Regions from separate parts of the Homo sapiens genome. Here region 2 is linked to region 1. Evidence: read pairs that join two places in POLR2A ChIA-PET (ENCODE). Cell type or tissue: CD4-positive, alpha-beta T cell. All regions are shown on one strand.

Region 1 (5,000 bases):
GCACCTGTAATCCCAGCTACTCGGGAGTCTCAGGCAGGAGAATCGCTTGAAACCGAAAAGGCAGAGGTTGCAGTGAGCCACGATCGTGCCACTGCACTCTAGCCTGGGCAAAAGAGTGAAACTCTGTCTCAAAAAAAAAAAAAAAAGAAAGAAATTCAGAGAACATGTAACAGTGCAATTAAGCCCTGGGGATTTGGTCCAACTGAGTGTAAGATAAATAATACCTAACTGTCCAGGCTTCTTGGAACAGATTTTTTTTCTTTCTACGATCTTTAAAACTGATTTATGAGTGAAATTGAGGTCAGCATTCCCCTTTGTGTTTCATCTGCTGATGTTACAGGGTCACAGTGACATTTTGAATTGTAAAAGGGCTGCCAGAGTTCCAGTACAGCAAATTTTCCCCTCCTAGACTTACTCTGTTTGAGAAAAAGCACCAGAGGGGGGGATGTGAAAGTGACATTTTTCAGTCAAGCTTCTCTTTTAAGTCAAGTATACAGGGTCTAACAGATGCTGTTGTCAGCTGGCAAACTGGACAGGTAATCACTAAAGAGGTCCTCCCAAGCCAGGTGTCGTGGGGCACACCTGAAGTCCCAGCTACTGGGGAGGATCTCTTGAGCCCAGGAGTTTGAGAGCAGCCTGGGCAACACCGTGAGACCTCATCTCTAAAAAGAAAAGATAAAAGGTCAAGAAATAAAGAGCTCCTCCCAGTTTCAGGGCTGTAGGCCTCCCTGGAAGCCCGGCTATACTGCTCAGGAGTGCTGGGCCTCTCAGTACATCTCTCTGCCAATCCCAAACCTCTGTTTGCATTTAGACATTCAGGTAACACTTTTCAAAATGTCTCTACTGTTTTCACAGTTGCCAAGATTCTTCCCACTCTTACAGAGATGTGTTGGAGTCTCCAGCATGCGGTAGGACTTAGTCCCTTCACTGTAATCCAGGCCTAGGGGGTTAGGAATGGGGAGCTCTATTTGCAGGATTTGGGCTTACTGTCATTTTGGTCTGTTTTAGTTGGATAAGATTGACCACAATGCACACAGACTGGACATTTGGCCAGTCCCCCACTACTACTTTGTTGTTTTGTCTAGGAGTGCTTATTCTTTTCCTTCAAACCTGAAAAATCTTAGGCTCTCATATAAGCAAGTCAGGAAAAATTAGAGAATTTCATAGCCGTTTTCTTTTTCTCCTAGGATAAGTTAGATACCTTTCCCTGGGCTCCAAATCTCAGTTTACTGTCTTTCCTTGCAAAAGACGTGTCCTCCCTACCCATGTCCCTCTCAGTGGAGGCCAGTGCCAGTGACCAAACAGCTGCCGAGCTCTTTAACTCTAATTAGTACTCCACACCCTCACATAGACCTTGCAGGAGGCCTCAACCCACCCACTCCCTCCAACGAGTTGTGACGCAGACCATCTCAAACTTCACATCCACACGTGTCACATCAACGCACGTGACACAAGTGGCCGAAATGGTTTCCTCCTTATAATTTTTGGTGAGTGACTTGGCCGTGGTTCATTCCAAGCGGAAGTGATGGCTGGTGGATATGACTTGAGGGGAATTCCTGAGGGCAAGGAAAAGGAAGAAAGGGGCCCCAGAGAAGACGAGGCACAGCTGGAGAACCCTAGGGCTGTGAACACTGCGACTGCCGCGCGGGGCAGCTGCGCCGTGTTTGCTGGAAGCCTCCGGTAGCTGCTGAAACCTTCGCTCCGGAGGTCGCCTCGGTAAACCTTGCGGATGATTCCACCACGGCGGAAAGACGAAAAGGAGGCTTCTAGGCACCCGGGACCGCCCGTGTCCCGCCCTTTTCCCCGATGAAGTCTGACGCGGCAGGTCCCTCGGCAGGGTTAATGGGACGGCCTGGTGGGGCATTGCCGGTCTTTCCCAGCCACAGACAAGCTTCGCGCCTCGATCCCCCAGCGCCCCCAGACGCTGGATGCCGAGGCCTGGTCCTTTACAGCCGCCGACGCCTCATGAGCGAAGCCAGCCAGATGCCAGCACCGCCTTCGGCCCCGCCCCGAGCCAGCCCCTCCCACATCCCCGCCCGGGGCACGCCCTCGGCCCGCCCCCATCTCCGCCCCGAACACGCCCCTAGATTGGCCCCGCCCCGTCCCCGCCCGCAACTCCGCCCCGACCGGAAGAAGCCGCGGCACCCAGCGCTTATAGGGCCGGGAATGGGGGTGCCGCCGCTGCCTAGTCAGTTCTGCGTCCGCTGAGGCTCGGTCACCGCCTCGCTGTCGTCGCGGCGCCCCCGCCCCGTCCTCTGTCCGTACCGCCCCCGGAGCCAGGGCCGAGTCCTCGCCATGCCGGCCCGGCGGCTGCTGCTGCTGCTGACGCTGCTGCTGCCCGGCCTCGGGGTGAGTGACCGGGGAGCGTGGGGTGGAGGACAGCTCGCGACGGCCGGGTCGGGGCCGGGGCAGCGTCGCGGCGCCGGGGCTGGAGTCCGAGCTGGGAGCGCGACGGCGGCGGCCAGATGCCCCGTGAGCCCAGCCGTGGGAGGCTCGGGCCGGGCGTAGGAGGCGGCACCGGGCCGGGAGAGCTTCCCTGACGGGAGTCGCGGCCCCACCGAGGCGTCGGCCGCCCGAAGAGCCTCCCAAGCCAGCGCGGCTGTCACGGGCAGCGGCTCCCCGGACCCCGCGGGCTCGGGCGCAACTTCGTGGCGTCCTGCACGGCACTTGGGGGTCCCAGAAGGCCCCGGCCTGAGGAGGCCGCCCACCTGCGGGACCCTCCTCCTCGCGGGCGGGCGCCGGCGCTGCCTGGCGGGGGCCGCGGAGGAGCCGAAAGGGCGTTGGGATCCAGGGGAAGGGTCTGTCCTGCGCTTCGAATCCTTGTTTGAACTTTTTAAAAATTCGAAAACTTTGGGGAACGAATGCAACAGGGAGTAAGGACTCTCACCCGAGAGCTGGCTTCTGCCACTTGCCCTGCCGGTTTCTTGGTACTGGGAGGCTGCAGGCTTCCTTCTGTGCACCGAGACTTCCTTGAGCAAGTGGAGCTGTGGGAATTGCACTCTTGGAAGATCCCGCATGGGTTCGAGGTGAGGCCGCTTCAGAACCTCAAATGAAAGACTGTCTCCTCGTGGGAGAGCACCTGGGGCCATCAGAAATGTCTTTTCATCTTTTTCTGGAGGAGACGAATGATAGGGCCTGGTTTACATTCATTTAACTCTTTATGACCTTCACTCAGCTGTGGATTTGGGGGCACTTTGTGGGAGACTTGGCTTTTTTTTTTCTTCTGGTTGGAAGAACCTAAATTAGCGAATGTTTTTCACAAAATGTATTGTTCAGGATGTGAGCGTGGCAAATTTGTCCGTGTTCTGTTTAATGACCTCTTTAAAGGTACTGTGTACTCTTTAATAGGGATATCATGTACCAGGTGTCCCAGTAGAGCACTGACATGTGTGTGCCTGAGTGCCAGCCACCGTGTGAACTCTTTGGAGGTTTTGCATTTTAGGTAAATAACTGTCTGTACTCTTGGAGTAACAAGAATTTGGAAACAGGAGAAGTAAATAAATAAGGTTGCCTTTTTCAAATTCAGGGTTTTTTTTTTTAAATAAAGGAAAATTTGTAGACTCTTTATAATAGAACTTGTGGAAGTTAAGTTTTTCTTTCAAATAAAAACCCCACTTTTACAACTAAGGTCAGGTTTTGAACTTGAGCACCTCACCTTGGATTGGTAACTACTGCCTGGCATCTGTTCACAAACGAAGGTATAAGCAGAATGACCAAATGTTTGACATGAATTCGATCATTTCATAACGTCAAGGGATAGGTGTATAATGGTTTCCTTTGCCACATCTTTCCTTTTGCTACTTTGTCACTGGATTCTAGTGTTTGGTTATTGAATAACTTAGGCTAAAGAGCCAAAAATAACGATTTAGCTGTAGTTGGAACTATAGTTTCAGTTCGTGTAAATATTTCCAATTTGTATTTAGAAATCCAAACTTCTCAGAGTTCATGATAAAATATTCCAGACCCTTATCAAAAGGTTATAGTTTAGCGTAACTATATTTAGGTGAAAGGTCAGGCCGGGCCCGGTGGCTCATGCCTGTAATCCCAGCACTTTGGGAGGCTGAGGTGGGTGGATCACTTGAGGTCAGGAGTTTGAGACCAGCCTGGCCAACATGGTGAAACCTTGTCTCTACTAAACATACAAAAAAAAAAAAAAAAAAAAATTAGCCGGGCGTGGTAGCGCAGGCCTGTAATCCCAGCTACTGGGGAGGCTGAGGCAGGAGAATCACCCGAACCTGGGAGGCAGAGGTTGCAGAGATGGAGTCACTGTGCTCCAGCCTGGGTGACAGAGCAAGACTCTGTCTCAAAAAAAAAAAAGAAAGGTCAGAATTTCACTCCTAGAATTTTCTCCCAAGGGTTTTTACCCCCAAACATAGTAAGAATTATTATTTTAAAATTGTAAATGAAACTCATAGCAAAGTTTGCAGTTAAACCAGGCAACAGTGATGTGCAGAACGCAGTGGGTATAAAATCAGACAAACCTGAGTTCTAACTGGTCACTTGCTAGCTGTGCCCTAGGCATATTCTTTTACTACTACTACTACTACTTCTTTTTTTTTTTTTTTTTGATATGGAGTTTCTTCGCTCTTGTTGCCCAGGCTGGAGTGCAATGGTGTGGTCTCAGCTCACTGCAACCTCCGCCTCCCGGGTTCAAGCGATTCTCCTGCCTCAGCCTCCCGAGTAGCTGGGATTACAGGAGCCCACCACTACACCCGGCTAATTTTTGTATTTTTAGTAGAGACGTGGTTTCACCATGTTGGCCAGGTTGGTCTCGAACTCCTGACCTCAAGTGATCCACCCACCTTGGCCTTCCAAAATGCTGGGATTACAGGCATGAGCCACCGCACCCGGCCATGATTTTACTTCTTAGAGACTCCTTCCTGATAGGTGAAATGGGGACAGCTAACATGTGAAAGAAGGCACCACCTTCACACGTGCTTAATAGATAATAAATGTAAATTCTCTTTATGCTCCAAAGATGCTTTTTACTCTAAGCCATC
Region 2 (5,000 bases), 200 kb after region 1:
CGGCTCAAAATGTGACAAATAACCCTGCAGGCGGTGGGGCCCCCGCTGCCTCCGCCCCTCCTGAAAACAGATCCCTGCCCGGCATGAATGGGAATGAAGCCCAAAGGCCACATCTGCATCCTTGTCCACGGGATGTGTGTGTCTTCCCTCCCTGGAGTGGGAGCTGCTTCTCACTTGTTTTTTTAAATTTTTTATTTCAATATTTTCTGGGGTACAGGTAGTTTTTTTGGTTACCTGGATAAGTTCTTTAGTGGTGATTTCTGAGATTTTAGCGCACCTGTCACCTGAGGATGGGTGCCAACTGCCCCCCACCAACCTCCGTGCCCCCTACAGTCCGCTGAGCCCTAGGACCAGCTCCAGAGTAGGCCCCACACCACAGGGTCCAGGCAACACACCTGTGTGAGCATGCACATACACACACACACACACCCCCCACAAACACGTGTGCCCCAAGCCTTTCCCAGTTATACCCCCCAACTTTGGGGAGACACTAGCCCCAAAGTTAATGAAGGACTCTGTCGTTAGGGGCTCAGGAAGAGTATTTCCTAAACCATGAGACTCCCAGATTTTGCCCCACTCCCCCCGGGTCAGTCTCTCTCCAGCCACCCTCACCAGCATGCGGGCCCATGGGCCTCAAGCTGACCTCAGGTGATGTTTATATTTCTGAGCTGTTTATTCCATGAACTGAACATCTGACAGCTTTTCAGAGAAATGTTTTTTCATTTGGAACATCTGGAAACAAGAAAGAACATCTGGGGCTGCCCGGAACGGGCTGTTCCTCGGATGAAACCTTAACCCTCCTGCCCCTGACTTCCGTGGCTCAGGTCCTGGCCTGCACCCCTTGAGAGTGGCCCCCACCTTATCAGGTCCGAGGCCTAGGCCAAGATCTAAAGAGGGACCACCCAGACCCTCTGCCTTCCAACCATGGCATGGGAGGTGGTTCTGCTTCTCCCTAAATCCAGACAGACCTGCCCCAGCACAGACTGGAAAACGGAGGGTTGTGAGGAGAGTGAGAGGTGGACAGAGGGCACCGACGATTTAGCATCTCTTCCTCTCCTGGGGGTCGAGGATGAGAGACAAAAAAGAAGCTGCCAGGAAACATAAAATTCAGAGGGCTCAGCTGCAGGGCTGAGGTCTGCAAGCATGCTGTGTACACTTGTGCATGTTGTGCCCTGCACAAGGGCATCTCTGAAGGGGCTGCATTGGACCCAGGGGCAGGGGCGCAAAGGTGAGTTTATATCAGTTCCTGAGCACTGTGGCTCCATCCAGCACTCTGAGGACAGGCAGGATACAGCTGGAGGACCTGAGGGCTCCCCCACACCAGCTCCTGTTCCCTGCCCAAGACCCCCTGGACCTGCAGACAACAATTCAACGCACTCAGAGTCCCACAGTTAAGAACTCCCTGAAGAAGCCCCCAGTGGCTGCGTGGTGGATTTTCGCAAAGCTGTCTCCACCTACATCCACCCTGTTTGGCAGCCCCTACATACTCTTTCACAGCATGAGGAAGGGAGGCCTCTCACCAAGACCTGGACTGAATCTTCTCCCAGTGGCTGCCACACTTGACCTGCTCTTGCTCCAGAACCTCTGTGGCTCCCATCCTCCACAGGGTCAACTTCCAACATGGCTGCCTGCACTCCAGCCAAGAGGCTCTGCTCTGGGCCCCTCCAGATGCCTGACCTGGGTCTGTGGCTGCCCTGTCCTTCTTCAGTGCTCCTCTTCCCGCTGGGTGAGGAATAGTTCAGGACAGAGGAGCTAAGTTCAGGTTCATTCATAGGACAGGTGCCTATTTCGCTCACGGCCCAGGAATAGAGACTTGCCGGGCTCGGCCCTTCGGGGAGTTGGCAGACGGCAGAGGGGAGGCTGGCTGGCCCAGGGGATGACCACCGGTGGGGTAAGCACAGACAGAGGGGAGCACAGGCTTCCCCCAGAAGACTGAGAGGCCCCCCAGAGGCATCCACAGAGGACCCCAGCTGTGCTGCCCAAGCTGGGCGACCGCCAAACCTTAGCGGCCCAGCTGACAAAAGCCTGCCCTCCCCCAGGGTCCCCGGAGAGCTGGTGCCTCCCCTGGGTCCCAATTTGCATGGCAGGAAGGGGCCTGGTGAGGAAGAGGCGGGGAGGGGACAGGCTGCAGCCGGTGCAGTTACACGTTTTCCTCCAAGGAGCCTCGGACGTTGTCACGGGTTTGGGGTCGGGGACAGAGCGGTGACCATGGCCAGGCTGGCGTTGTCTCCTGTGCCCAGCCACTGGATGGTGGCGTTGCTGCTGCTGCTCTCAGGTACAGAACCCACGACGAGGCCTGTGGGGTTTGCTCTCATCTCCAGCTGTCTGGGCCCTGCGGCTCTGCCTCCTGCTTGCTCCACCCTCCTCCTCTGTCTCTCACTCTTTACCGCCTGTCTCCCTCTCATGGCCCTGGGGCCTGGGTCTGTGGGTGTCAGCTGCACGTGGTGATGGGCTCAGGAGCCTGTGGCCCCAGTTCCTCTCCTGCCTGGAGAGCATCAGGCTGAGCTGGGCATGAGGAGCAAACCAGAGTTAGCAACCAGGACCGTGGAAGAACTAGGCTCAGGAGGAAGAGAGGCTGAGGGCGGTGCCTGGGGGTCGGGAGGGGAGAGGCTGTCCCAACCGGACCCTGGAAGATGCAAGATCCAAATGTGGTCCCCTCCTCTGGGAGGTGAAAGATCCTCCGGGCTGTGACTTTCTTCCTGTCTCTCTTTAAAAAAAAAAAAAAAAAGAGAGACAGGGTGTCCCTATGTTGCCCAGGCTGGTCTCAAACTCCTGGACCCAAGCGATCCTCCTGTCTTGGCCTCTCAAAATACTGAGATTTCCCTGTCCCTCCTGTCTCATTCAGATGCCTGCTCAAAGCCACCATGAGGGTCAAAGGCAGAAAGGGGGCTGGGGGCAGGGCTTCCGGTACCCCCACCCCATATCTGTCTCCCAAGTACTGGGGGCAGGGAGGACCGAGGGGTCTTGAAGCTGCTGTCATGGAAGGAGGAAGTAGCTCCGGGAACATAGAGGGCATGCAGGGGTGGGGCAGCCCAGGCCAGAGGAGGCCCTGACTGGCCCCGCCCACTTCCTCCCACCCAGCAGCTGAGCCAGTACCAGCAGCCAGATCGGAGGACCGGTACCGGAATCCCAAAGGTCAGTAGCCTCGCCTGCCGCTTCTGAGGGCAAGTTGTGTGCGACTATGTCCTGTGTCCGACTATGGTCCCTGTCCTGGGGGCGGTCCGCCTTCCCACCCTTGCCTGATCTCCCCATCCAGGATTCCCATCCCCAGGCCTCCTTAGGATCTCCTCTGAGCCCCACCCCCAGCCCACTGTCATCCTCATCAGACACATGCCCTCCAGCCTTGGCCACTGAAGGGCTGGGCTAAACTCTGGGTCATAGCAAGGGAGCCTGGGGGTTCCTCTAGGACTCAGGCCCGGGCCTGTCTAGCTGGGAATCTGGCTGAGTCTCGGGTGAGCCCTCCAGTGCAGGGTCACTATGTGAGGGGCTCAGGGATTCCCGGGCAGTGCTCACTAAGAACAAGGCAGTCGAAGCTGGAAAGAGGGTTCTGGAACAAGAAGTGGACCCAGTCCCTGCAGGAGGGAAGAGGGGGATGATAGAGGGAAGTCATGCAGGGAGGGGGTCGACTGAGGAAGGTCTCAGTTGACAGACTAGGAATTTGGCCTTTATCCCTGGAGGAACGGGGGAGACTGAGGATTTCAAGCCTGTGCAGGGCAGCCCAGTGAAAGGAGGGGCCAGGCCTGTGGGCCTCCAGGTCCTGGGGGTGTGGCCTGGGTCAGGCTGTTGTAATGGGCATAGGAAGGAATGGCAAGGTCCCAGGGCTCTTCCAAAGGAAAATCGAAGGGGAGGTGGGGCAGTCGGGAAGAGGTGGAGTCTGAGAGCTTGGCCGTGGCTTCTCATGTGGCTCAGCCTCTCACGTGGCTCTGCTTCCCAACTCCAACCTCAGCCTCCTGCCTGTCCCACACCCTGAGAAGCAAGGACTAAGCCCAGGGAGTCTGTGCCAGCCAGGGCAGGGGCCTGCTGCTGGGGCTGGCACTCAGGAAGATGCCAAGCGGAATGCTGAGCCTGGCCTTGGCACCCACAGGTAGTGCTTGTTCGCGGATCTGGCAGAGCCCACGTTTCATAGCCAGGAAACGGGGCTTCACGGTGAAAATGCACTGCTACATGAACAGCGCCTCCGGCAATGTGAGCTGGCTCTGGAAGCAGGAGATGGACGAGAATCCCCAGCAGCTGAAGCTGGAAAAGGGCCGCATGGAAGAGTCCCAGAACGAATCTCTCGCCACCCTCACCATCCAAGGCATCCGGTTTGAGGACAATGGCATCTACTTCTGTCAGCAGAAGTGCAACAACACCTCGGAGGTCTACCAGGGCTGCGGCACAGAGCTGCGAGTCATGGGTGTGTGCCAGGTGGCTGGGACGCTCCTGTAGCTGTCCGCCCCACCCTAGCCCGGCCTGCCTCTTGTGGTGATGGTCATGGCCCTAGAGCACTCAGGAGAGCCACTGGGACCTGAGGGAGCTGCCCTTGTAGGCCTAAAAGGTGGACTGTGGCCCAGGCTCACAACCCCACCCCTGTCCCCGCAGGATTCAGCACCTTGGCACAGCTGAAGCAGAGGAACACGCTGAAGGATGGTATCATCATGATCCAGACGCTGCTGATCATCCTCTTCATCATCGTGCCTATCTTCCTGCTGCTGGACAAGGTGATCAGGGGACGGGGGAAGCCTTGGGGGACCGCAGAGGAGGCCACCGCATAGGCCAGGCATATGCAGGGTCTCCATCTCCCCAGCTCTCGTTGTGGCCTTCTTGGTCCAGCCTGTCCCCACTGGCTCACCAATTCAATCATTCCTTCCTTCCTTCCTTCATTCAGCTGTTCTTGCAGAATGCACCTCACTCCTGACCCCTCACCCCTCTCCCTGGCCCTCCCCAGCCTGGCCCAGCAGGGGATGGGGCTGGGGGACACTAACACTCTGATCTCCATCCCTCTCCGCCCCCAGGATGAC

Evidence for each region. ChIA-PET counts read pairs that join two places held together with the same protein. Peaks named below come from ENCODE experiments on the same cell type or tissue, not always from the same donor. Only the 100,000 strongest peaks of a DNase experiment are listed, where the experiment ranks them.
Region 2: POLR2A ChIA-PET joins it to region 1 with 10 read pairs; 11 of 35 experiments call an interaction of 5 or more read pairs at or near these places.

The regions. Positions count from the first base shown.
Region 1 is chr17:64,127,325-64,132,324 of GRCh38, reverse strand. ERN1 (endoplasmic reticulum to nucleus signaling 1) reads left to right here and starts at 2,181. Exons shown (of 22, transcript NM_001433.5): 1 at 2,181-2,349. The coding sequence starts at 2,296. RefSeq lists enhancers at 317-376, 1,281-1,330, 1,381-1,580 and silencers at 2,001-2,130, 2,221-2,670. In CD4-positive, alpha-beta T cell, a CTCF peak has its summit at 1,385; DNase peaks (open chromatin) are centred at 1,494, 2,094 and 2,864; H3K4me3 peaks cover 3,730 bases; H3K27ac peaks cover 1,187 bases.
Region 2 is chr17:63,929,470-63,934,469 of GRCh38, reverse strand. CD79B (CD79b molecule) reads left to right here and starts at 2,139. Exons shown (of 6, transcript NM_000626.4): 1 at 2,139-2,275; 2 at 3,085-3,135; 3 at 4,085-4,396; 4 at 4,582-4,700; 5 at 4,995-5,000. The coding sequence starts at 2,209. RefSeq lists enhancers at 484-888, 630-889, 1-889, 1,463-1,512, 1,523-1,632 and 2 more and a silencer at 3,220-3,289. In CD4-positive, alpha-beta T cell, no CTCF peak of the experiment used is centred here; DNase peaks (open chromatin) are centred at 2,089, 2,229 and 3,049; H3K4me3 peaks cover 1,950 bases; H3K27ac peaks cover 2,529 bases.